Linked DNA regions of Mus musculus: region 2 is linked to region 1. The links are chromatin contacts, found by POLR2A ChIA-PET in ENCODE. All regions are on one chromosome and are shown on one strand. The core of a region is the stretch at or near the end of the contact, and the rest is flanking DNA. Distances in the headings are between cores, read along the strand shown. Region 1 holds the start of Paics (phosphoribosylaminoimidazole carboxylase, phosphoribosylaminoribosylaminoimidazole, succinocarboxamide synthetase). Region 2 holds the start of Rest (RE1-silencing transcription factor).

Evidence for each region. ChIA-PET counts read pairs that join two places held with the same protein, here RNA polymerase II (POLR2A).
Region 2: POLR2A ChIA-PET joins it to region 1 with 13 read pairs in embryonic stem cell. The contact joins the promoter of Rest here to the promoter of Paics in region 1. POLR2A ChIA-PET finds 5 or more read pairs at or near these places in 3 of 5 experiments (Patski and embryonic stem cell).

What each region holds. Positions count from the first base shown.
Region 1 is chr5:76,948,311-76,952,982 of GRCm38, reverse strand. Paics (phosphoribosylaminoimidazole carboxylase, phosphoribosylaminoribosylaminoimidazole, succinocarboxamide synthetase) reads right to left here and starts at 1,681. Exons shown (of 9, transcript NM_025939.3): 1 at 1,148-1,681. The coding sequence starts at 1,163. Ppat (phosphoribosyl pyrophosphate amidotransferase) reads left to right here and starts at 1,405. Exons shown (of 11, transcript NM_172146.2): 1 at 1,405-2,026. The coding sequence starts at 1,899. It overlaps LOC115486295 (a long non-coding RNA gene), which reads left to right and starts at 2,033. Exons shown (of 2, transcript XR_003955939.1): 1 at 2,033-4,672.
Region 2 is chr5:77,263,149-77,267,618 of GRCm38, reverse strand. Rest (RE1-silencing transcription factor) reads right to left here and starts at 2,125. Exons shown (of 4, transcript NM_011263.2): 1 at 1,831-2,125.

The sequences.
Region 1 (4,672 bases), core at 432-2,931:
ACCATTGGGCTGCTAAATACTAAAGAGCAACAGACACAAGATACTGATTTAATATGGGAGACACGAGTTTTAGTCAATACTTGATCCAAATTCAGTTCACAGCAGTTACACTGGGTGGCTCATGTGTACTCCTGCTTCAAGACAGGCCCTGGCTTCTGTGCATCTGTACTCAAGTGCACACAACCACGGATACAAAACCAACAAAGTAAAATAGAAGCCAGAGAGATTGCTCAGCAATTAAGAACACTCCGATGTTTTACAGTGCACCCAGGTCCAGTTCCCAGAATCTATAGGGTAGTTTACAGCCATTCAAAATTAAACTATAGATATGAACACCTTCTTCGGACCCTTGTCAGCACAGGGCCACATCAGATGTGGGGAAGAGGTTAGATTCTAAGATTTTTACTAGTTTAGAAGTACTGGCGCTGTGGATTGTCTCAGAAAAAGTCTGGCCCTAATTCCCAATTTTATGGAGCTGTACTACCTATAAACTTCAGGGTGGTTTTCATAGGTGGGAAAGAATGTTGGAGTGCCCACAGGATCTGCTTCCTTATTAATCTAGAAACTTGTGTTGTTCCAAGACAGTGTTTTGTTAGTGGATAAAGTAACTTTGCACTCTCCACACCCATATCCTAAGGGTGTTACTAGCCCACGCCCACAATCCCAAATTCCAGGGATTGCAAAGAAGCATCTGATCAAAAAATTTTGGACCTGTTTTCAAACACTTTAAACTACGAAACTTGCAGTAAAGGAGATTATTGGCATATTAACTTTACCAGAATAAACAAAAACCCTGATAGATTTTCTTGGTTGTTTATCTGCTTATTACAAGGTTTCTAGGCACTTGGTTAGTTTCTGGCCATTTCACCTTCAGAGTACTTTCCCACTCTGCTACTTTCCTTCCCGTCCCGGGGCCTTCTTTTGGCTATTTAAATAGGCTCTGGGTGCTTAAGAGTTTAACGCACGTCTTCCAGCGCCTGGACCATGTGTGCAGGCTCCGGGCCCCAGGCGCCGTCTTGGGGAACCCGATCAGGCACTTTGTCGGAAGGCCTGCATCCGACCTCGGGGCCGCACGTGTATGCGTCAAGCCTGCTAGCTCTCTGACGGAGGGCTGGGGGACCCTAGGGTCCGAAAGCAAGTTACTCACCTACGGCTGTCGCCATTATCCGAGGTGAACTAGAGGAGCAGACCGCGCGGGAAAAAAGGGCAGTGTTCTGGAAAACAAGGGCGACCACAGGATCAGAGGGCGGGAAAGGGAGGTGCAATATCAAGGACACGCCCTAGCCCCACAGCCCACCGGCGAACCCGAAGTACCGGGCTGGCTGTGCTTGGGGCTGGAGTCGTGTCCCCAGGCTTCCCGCCGCGCAGGCGCGCTGACGCGACCCCGCTTCCGGGCGGCCCCTCCCCGCAGGCAGCCAAAAAGTGGCGCGCATGCTGCAAGGCCCCCGCTGGCCGGAGAGGTTTCTGGGTTGGAGCGGACCAAGTCCTGACGGCCGGGGGACGGCGTGAGACCAGGGGGCACGAACGGCTCAGGTTTTCTGAGGGACCCACGCGATCAGCTGCGCCACTCTCATCACCTACTCCTTGGGCGCGGGAAAATAACGGAGCCTCCCACGTGCAGAGAAAGTAGCGATCCTGACCTCGGCCTCCTCCCCACCTCTTTGACTCCGTAGCCCCGCCCCTCTCTTTGCCCTAGCTGATTGGCGGAGAGCGGGAGGCAGAACTGGTCACGCCCCTTCTATGAAGCGCGCCGCCGCAGTAGCGAGAACCTAGCCCGCCCGGGAAGGAGGCAGTCAGTAGCGCGAGCCTCTTGAGGCGTTCGATAGCGGAGCGGACAGCTGGTTGGTGCTTGGACCACGCCGCGGCAGCAGGTCCCTCCACGTGCTTTCCGAGGCGCCATGGAGCTGGAGGAGTTGGGGATCCGCGAGGAATGTGGTGTGTTTGGGTGCATCGCTTCTGGAGACTGGCCCACGCAGCTAGATGTGCCGCATGTGATCACTCTGGGACTCGTGGGGCTACAGCACCGGTGAGCAACAGGATGGAGGGGTGGGGGTGGAATGGCAAGTATTTGCACAGTTCCACGAGCCGCTTCCCAGCTCTGTGCTACGGGGAACGCAAGACAATGAGGGTGGATCATGACTGGGAAGGGGGGATCAGGGCTAGGAGGGTGAATCTCGAGAATCAAGTCAAGTACCTACTCAGGATATTGACCAAGTGGGGGTGGGGTACACTTTGCCTGCATAGACTTTAACTTAGGCTGTCGCGTTGCTCCCGAGTGCTCTTTACAGGTTAGCTCCCAAGAATGTGCATCTCTCGTCGCGGGTTAGTTACTCTGGAGTTTGCTTTCACTAGCCAGGTTGGGAAGGGACCGTTCAGATCTCCTTGAAACTAGAACTGTTCTAGAGATAAGCTTCTGTAGGGTGGTGGTGCTGAAGGTCCTGCAACACTTGAAGGTTTTTCTATTTGTTGTTGTTTTGCACGGGGCCTCCTGCTTGCAAGAGCTTTGTTTGCAAGGGCAGAGCTACTGAGCAGATTTGTCAGCCTGAAAGCAGTTAGAGGTTTGGAGATCGTGAGTTTAAAAGTAGTTATAGCTATGAGAAATTGGGAGATGCCTTTGGGGCAAACAAAGAAAAAAAGACCTTTGCCTCCATAATTTGTTTCTTGACTTCACTGACAGTATTATGGAAATAATACAAACTAGGGTTTTGTCTCTCTTCAAAAACTATTCTATCACGGAGTTTTACAATACAGTAGCAACAATGTCTAGACCAGAGCTGGGCAGTAACCCTTTTTATCAATGTGGGTGCTACATGCATCACTAATGATTATTCTTACCAGACTTAGCCTAGAAGTTGTCCTTTTGCAGAGTCTTATTTGACATTCTACATACTCCGCATACATTTATTTAAAAAAAAGCATCTGGGGCCACCCTGTGGTGGCGCATGCCTTTAATCCCAGCAACTGGAAGGCAGGGGCAGGTGGATTTCTGAGTTCTGAGGCCAACCAGGTCTAAAGAGTGAGTTACAGGACAGCCCGGGCTATATATACAGAGAAACCCTGTCTTGAACCCCCCTCCCCCCAAAAAAATTGTTTTGAGAATGTGTGTATGTATATGGTGTAGGGGACTATGTTTTTTGTTGTTTTGTTTTGTTTTTTAAATTAGTTACAACTTGCTGGGTGCAGTGACTAGCTCAAAGCACTGGAGAGGTCTGCAGAGGCAAACTGATCTGGAGCTTTTGAGGCTACATAGCAAATCCTAGGCCTGCCATAGCTACAATGAGGCCCTGTCTCGATAAACAAACAAACTACAACTTATTCTTAGTGACTTGTCACTATGTTATTATGTTTCCTATACTTACTTTTTTTGTTTTGTTTGTTTTTTTGAGACAGTTTCTCTGTGACTGGCTGTCCTGGAACTGAGTTGGCCTTGAACTCAGAAATCCGCCTGCCTCTGCCTCCCCAGTGCTGGGATTAAAGGCGTGCGCCACCACTGACCAACCCTATACTTGCTTTTATATGAGAAAGCTATAAGATTAGATAAGGTAAGGACAATAAAGATAAGATGTGTTAGTGAATGGATTGTATTTTATAGTAGAGTTCATAATATCAGCCCTGGCAAACATAGCAAGACTAGTCTACCAAAAGAGATTGACTTTATTAGGATAACTTAACTAAACCAAGCAAGCCTTTGGTAGGAGACTAGTGTTGAAAATATGACTGTGGGTTGTTTTGTTTTTTTCTTTTTCTCTTTTTGTTTGTTTGTTTCTTTTTTTGTTGTTGTTGTTTTTGTTTATTGAGACAGGGTTTCTCTGTGTAGCCCTAGCTTTCCTGGAACTCACTCTGTAGACCAGGCTGGCCTTGTGCTCAGAAATCCACCCGCCTCTGCCTCCCAAACTCTAGGATTAAAGCCGTGTGCCACCCCTGCTGGGATTGTATTTTTCTTTTGAATAGCAGTGATAAGCTAGTTTCTTGGGAACAAACATGCTACCTAGCAACATAAGAATGCCATTAAGATTTGCTTAGATCTCAGTATAAATCCGGGCAATGCAACATTTTAAATTAGAGAGACTTCTTTATCTTTAGTAGAATTAGTTTTAACTGGGGAACCAGTAGAACACCATACCATGATGCTTAGGGAATATAATAAGTGCTTGTTACCCTAAAACAGTAGATCAGGGCCAAAGAAGGGTAAGAACACATTTTGAGGGGTGATGTGCTCAGGGTGGCACAGGGGCCTCACATGGAGTAAGCACACACTGTCTACCAAGTAACACCCAAGAACTAATGAACTAATGAATGTATACTGCACTGATGAATGTAAACATGGGAATATTAAAACCTGAAACCTAGAGAGGTGATCATAGGTGAGTATATAGTAGCATTATAGACACCAACCTGGAGAAACCAATGCAGAGAGGTGTGGCTTATTGTAGAAGCCTCCATTTTTCACATCTCACATGAAGATGCACTCATATAAGAGTCATAAAAATCACCAGATACTGTGTGGGCTTAGACATCGGGTCTAGTCATTTGCAGAGTTCTGAACAAAGTAGGCTTCTCCAATCACACACTTTGATCTTTAAATCACCATCACATCTTATGGAGCACAGAGCAGTTTGGACCTATTTATTTAAAATTCCTCTTTAAAAAGGAATTACTAGACACATCCCAT
Region 2 (4,470 bases), core at 876-3,375, 310 kb before region 1:
CCCATTGGGTCTACACCGGCATGCAAGTCTTCTTTTTGGTGGCTAATATTTTTAATGTTAACTAAAATTTTAATAACCAAATCACTGAATAGTTAACTATTGTTGTCTCACTTCTCCAACAGTTCAGTGGTCTGAATGAGAACTCCAAAGGAAAAGAGAGAGAGAGAGAGAGAGAGAGAGAGAGAGAGAAAGAAAAACCACAGGCGATTCTGGGGCCTCTAATGAGCACATCAAGAAATCTACAAGACTTCAACTTCTTCATGAGAATTCAACTAACTCTAAAAGAATAAACTGAAAAAAGTAACAAATTTTAAAAAACTTTTTGATGACTCTTAAAGGGGTGGCTACGGATCCCTTCTTCCCACAAAAGGGGAAGTTTTAAAGTGCTTTTTTGTTGTTGTTAGAAAACTCCCTCAAGAGTCGTGCAACTCAACACGTCAACCAACTTAGCCGCATTGTGCTTGACTTGGCCTACTTGCCTAGGGGAAGCCATTACAGATCACCTTCTTGAAAACAAGTTGAGTTTCTAAATGGTCTCAACCTCCAGCCTCAAAGGTACCAGTCTCAGAACTCAGTGTGCCTCTTGCAAATTATTAAAGGCAAGATATGCAAAGAATAAAAAAAGTACTAAAAGACAAACTAAAAACCGAAAATACTAAAAGCGGGCCGCTTCACCTAGAGTCTAAAACACAAGCTCGCCCGCTCACTCGCTCGCTCAGTTACATGCCCCAACAAAAAGTTGAGCCCGAATGCCATCACAGGAAACGGCTCTCCCCTAGTTCAACAGCCCCACGGATTCCACAACGGACCTCAACATCCACTCTAAAGCTTCCCCCACGCACCTCGGCAGCCACACTCCCAAGGAAATCTCCACGTCTCTCGGGCAGACTGTGCTAAGCACAGCCCGAGAGCAACGTGTTGCACCGAATTCCTATGTGCCGCTGCCACCAGCGCCGGCCTCGGCGGCGGCATTCCTAACTGAAATAGGCATTCGGCCATTTTCTCAAAATACCAAACACAAAGCAGCTCTTTGCAAACTTGGGCCCTCTTGCTTCCTCTCCGCCACCAACCCGCGGGCGGTGCCTGGGCTCGGACCTCACGCGCTGCCCACCACCCTAGAGGCGCCTCCCCGGCCGGCCGCGGCCCCGCAGCCCCCTCCCCCGCCGCCCGCCACTAGCCCGGCCGGGACTGGGCGGAAAAGTTACCTCGCTACCCGCGTCCGATCGGGCCTGTACCGGGGCTCCGCGGCGCCCTCCCGAGGCTGTCGGCCCCCGGTCGCTGCGAGGGGCCCCACGCGGGCCGCCACCGCCGCCCCCGTGGCCCGGAAGTTTGCGAACTTCGCTCCCCCGCTGCGCAGAGCCAGCGCGGGCCGCAGAAATCGCTGTCCAGCCTGCCGCCGGCGCCGCCCGTGCCCCGGGCTGAGTCAAGCGGGGCGGCCGCCTTCCGGCCCTGCTACGACTGGGGGGGAGGGGGCGGCGAGCCTGGGACGCCGGCGGGGCCGGGGGCGTTGGGCCCGAGGCGGAGGGAGGGCGGAGGGGGGAAGTTTCAGGACCGCGGTCACCAGCAGCGGCGCTCCGGCCTCCGTGGCCCCGGATCTCAGCGCCGTGCGGAAGGGCCTCCCCGTGCTCCGCTGGGGGCCGATGCCCACGCCGCTCCGCACCAGCCCCCGGCCCAGCCCGTGACTCGCTCCGTAACTCGATCCCGCCCCCGCCCGGCCGCCGCGCCGCCCGAGCCACAGTATCTGCAAATCAGCCCTGGACAGCGCCTCGCGCCGCTCCGCGCCTGCCCGCCGCCCTCCCCCGTCGCTCTCCTCGCTCCGCCGCGTCCTACCCTCTGAACTGTGCGCCCACGGTCCGCCACCCCCGCGTCGCCGCCGCTCCAACTCCTTTTCTTTGTTGCTGGACTTTCGGGGGAGGGGAGGGGAGGGAGAGCGGGGAAAAGTTGGGCGTCGAGGCCCTCGAGATCCCGGGGTGCGATCGCGGAGCGGGATCAGACCGCCGGCCCTGGTTCTGCCGTCGCTGCGGTCCCGGCCGCCCGGGTCTGGGGCCCGCGGCCTCGGCGGCGCTCCTCGGTCTTCTGCTGCTGCGCCGCGAGCTCGCGGGAGCCGCACATTCCAGCACAGGACGCTGCGCCGCGCACCCGGCCCGCGCCGTCGCCGCCCGCCCGCCCGCCGGACACGCCCCCTCGCCGTCCGCGCGCGCCCGCCGACACGCCCCCTTCCCCGCCCGCGCGCGTGGCCGCCGAGCGCGCCCCGCCCCTCGGTCCCGAGGCTCGAAGTGGACTCCTGGCCTGCCTGGGGGCGCGCCTCGGGGGAAACTTACCTAATCCGCCCGGCCCCCGACTCCCGCCTTAGGCTCATTAAAGGGGCGGAACCTACTCCCTGAGCTTCTTTCTTTTATAAACAAATAGCAGAAGTTAGCCCCAGCCTTACCCGGGCGTGCACGAGAATTGGGGTTGTTGGAGGAAAAAACGTGCAGGCATTGACCGCCCTCTTGAGAAGTATTGTCACTGGCCTCTTAAGTAAGGCTGAAGCCTCGAAAAATACTGTTCAGGCCTGGCGTGTGGGCTCTCGCCGTTAATCCCAACACTCAGAATGCTGTTGAGACTGGAGGATCAAGAGTTAAAGGCCGGAGTTCAAGATCAACCTGGGCTACTTAGGGACACTAGTGCAAGAAATTAAAAAACAATACAAAACCCGAAAATCGGCCCTGGCTGCACAAGTCTGTAATCCTACTTGAAAGGCGTGAGCACCAGGAGATCCAGGTCATTGACTTGACAAATTGGGGGGCCCGGGGGTGGGGGATTGCTCTTGTCTGCAATCAGACTCAGAATTCAGTAGACAGAGGCAGGAGGATTGCTGAGAGCTTAAAGCTTTAGTGTGCTATGTAAGAATTTTCAGGCCAGCCATAGCTACAAAGTGAGACCTTTCTCAATCAAAGAAACAAAATCTAAGTGCCTGCCTACACAGATCTTTATGCTTAACTGTAATTTTAAGCTTCATGAGGTCAAAATGCTTTCACATTGCAAACTCTTAACCAGGAGAAAATCAGTCCTTGTGGGGGTTGAGACAAAGCCAAGTCCAGTTCAGTACCTGACGTCTTATAATGGGGACAGGGAGTCTCAGGTCCTGTCCCTTCTCACCTGAAATGCTTTTTTAGCCTGCTTTTAATGTCTTCCTGGAAGTGGGCCTTGTAGCCTTTAATTTGTAGTTAGTGAACTACCAGCTAGAGTTTAAAGCTCTCGGCCGCCTTCAGGGCCCGGCATTTCCGGATCTAAATGTGTGAACCTCTCGTTGGCATTACTACAGAGGTAGCAGCAGGTGGGTGCTAAGAGGCTGGAAGCAGAGCTTCAGGTTTCTCTGACATTTTCCTTTACCTCTTTTCTGGCACGCTGTAGAACCCATCTTTCAAAAAAAAAAAACAAAACAAAACAAAACCCTACAATATATTACTAGTTGGTACAAAATTGAAGGCAAGGCGGAATGAAGGCCCTAAGGTACTTGACCACCAAAGATTTCAATGGCTGTTTTTTCTGGGACAGTCTCCCTACATAGTCTAGGCAGGCATCCAAATTGTGGTCTTTCCACCTCTGGAGTGTTGGTCTTACAGGTATAGGCCGCTGCGCACCAGAGTCTTTTCAGTGCAAGCTCCGTGCATTGAATCAGATTTGAAAAGAACTCTTAGAGGAATAAAATTGAGGAAGAGGGAAATGAAAAGCAAACGAAACAAGAACTCCTTCCCATTGAATTGGTGAAGAGAGAGACCAGGTTGGTGGCTTGGGTCAGTAATCCAGATACTTAGGGTTCAAGGCAAAAGGACTGCAGTTCAAAGTCATGTCCAGCTACATAGCTAGTCTGAGGCCAGGCTAAGGATACACAAGACTGGGGCTGGTGAGATGGCTCAGCGGTTAAGAGTACCGACTGCTCTTCCAAAGGTCCTAAATTCAAATCCCAGCAACCACGTGGTGGCTCACAACCATCTGTAACAAAAATCTGATGTCCTCTTCTGGAGTGTCTGAAGATAGCTACAGCGTACACAGACATAATAAATAAATAAATCTTTTAAAAAAATGCCCATGAGGGACTGCCTAGATTAGGCTAGTCGAGGTGGGAAAACCCACCTTAACTGGGTTTTCCCATTAAGAAAAAAAAAAAGATACACAAGACCCTGTCTCAAAGCAGAGTCAGGCACAGTGGCTCAAACCCACTGTGTCACCTGAAATAACCTTGAACATTTGCTTTTTCTTCCTGTGCCTCCCAATTACTGGGATTAAAGGTTTGAATCCACACACCCAGGTTTTGCAGTACTGAGAATCTGAGTCCTGTGTGCGAAACTACACTCTTCCCAACTACCTCTAACCATTCTACCTAACTACTACCTATTCTTTTTTTCTTTAAAAAAAAAATCTAAGTTGAGACTAAATTATATTCTCCTTTTATTTTTTAGATTTTTCTTTCCTGTGTTGTTTGTG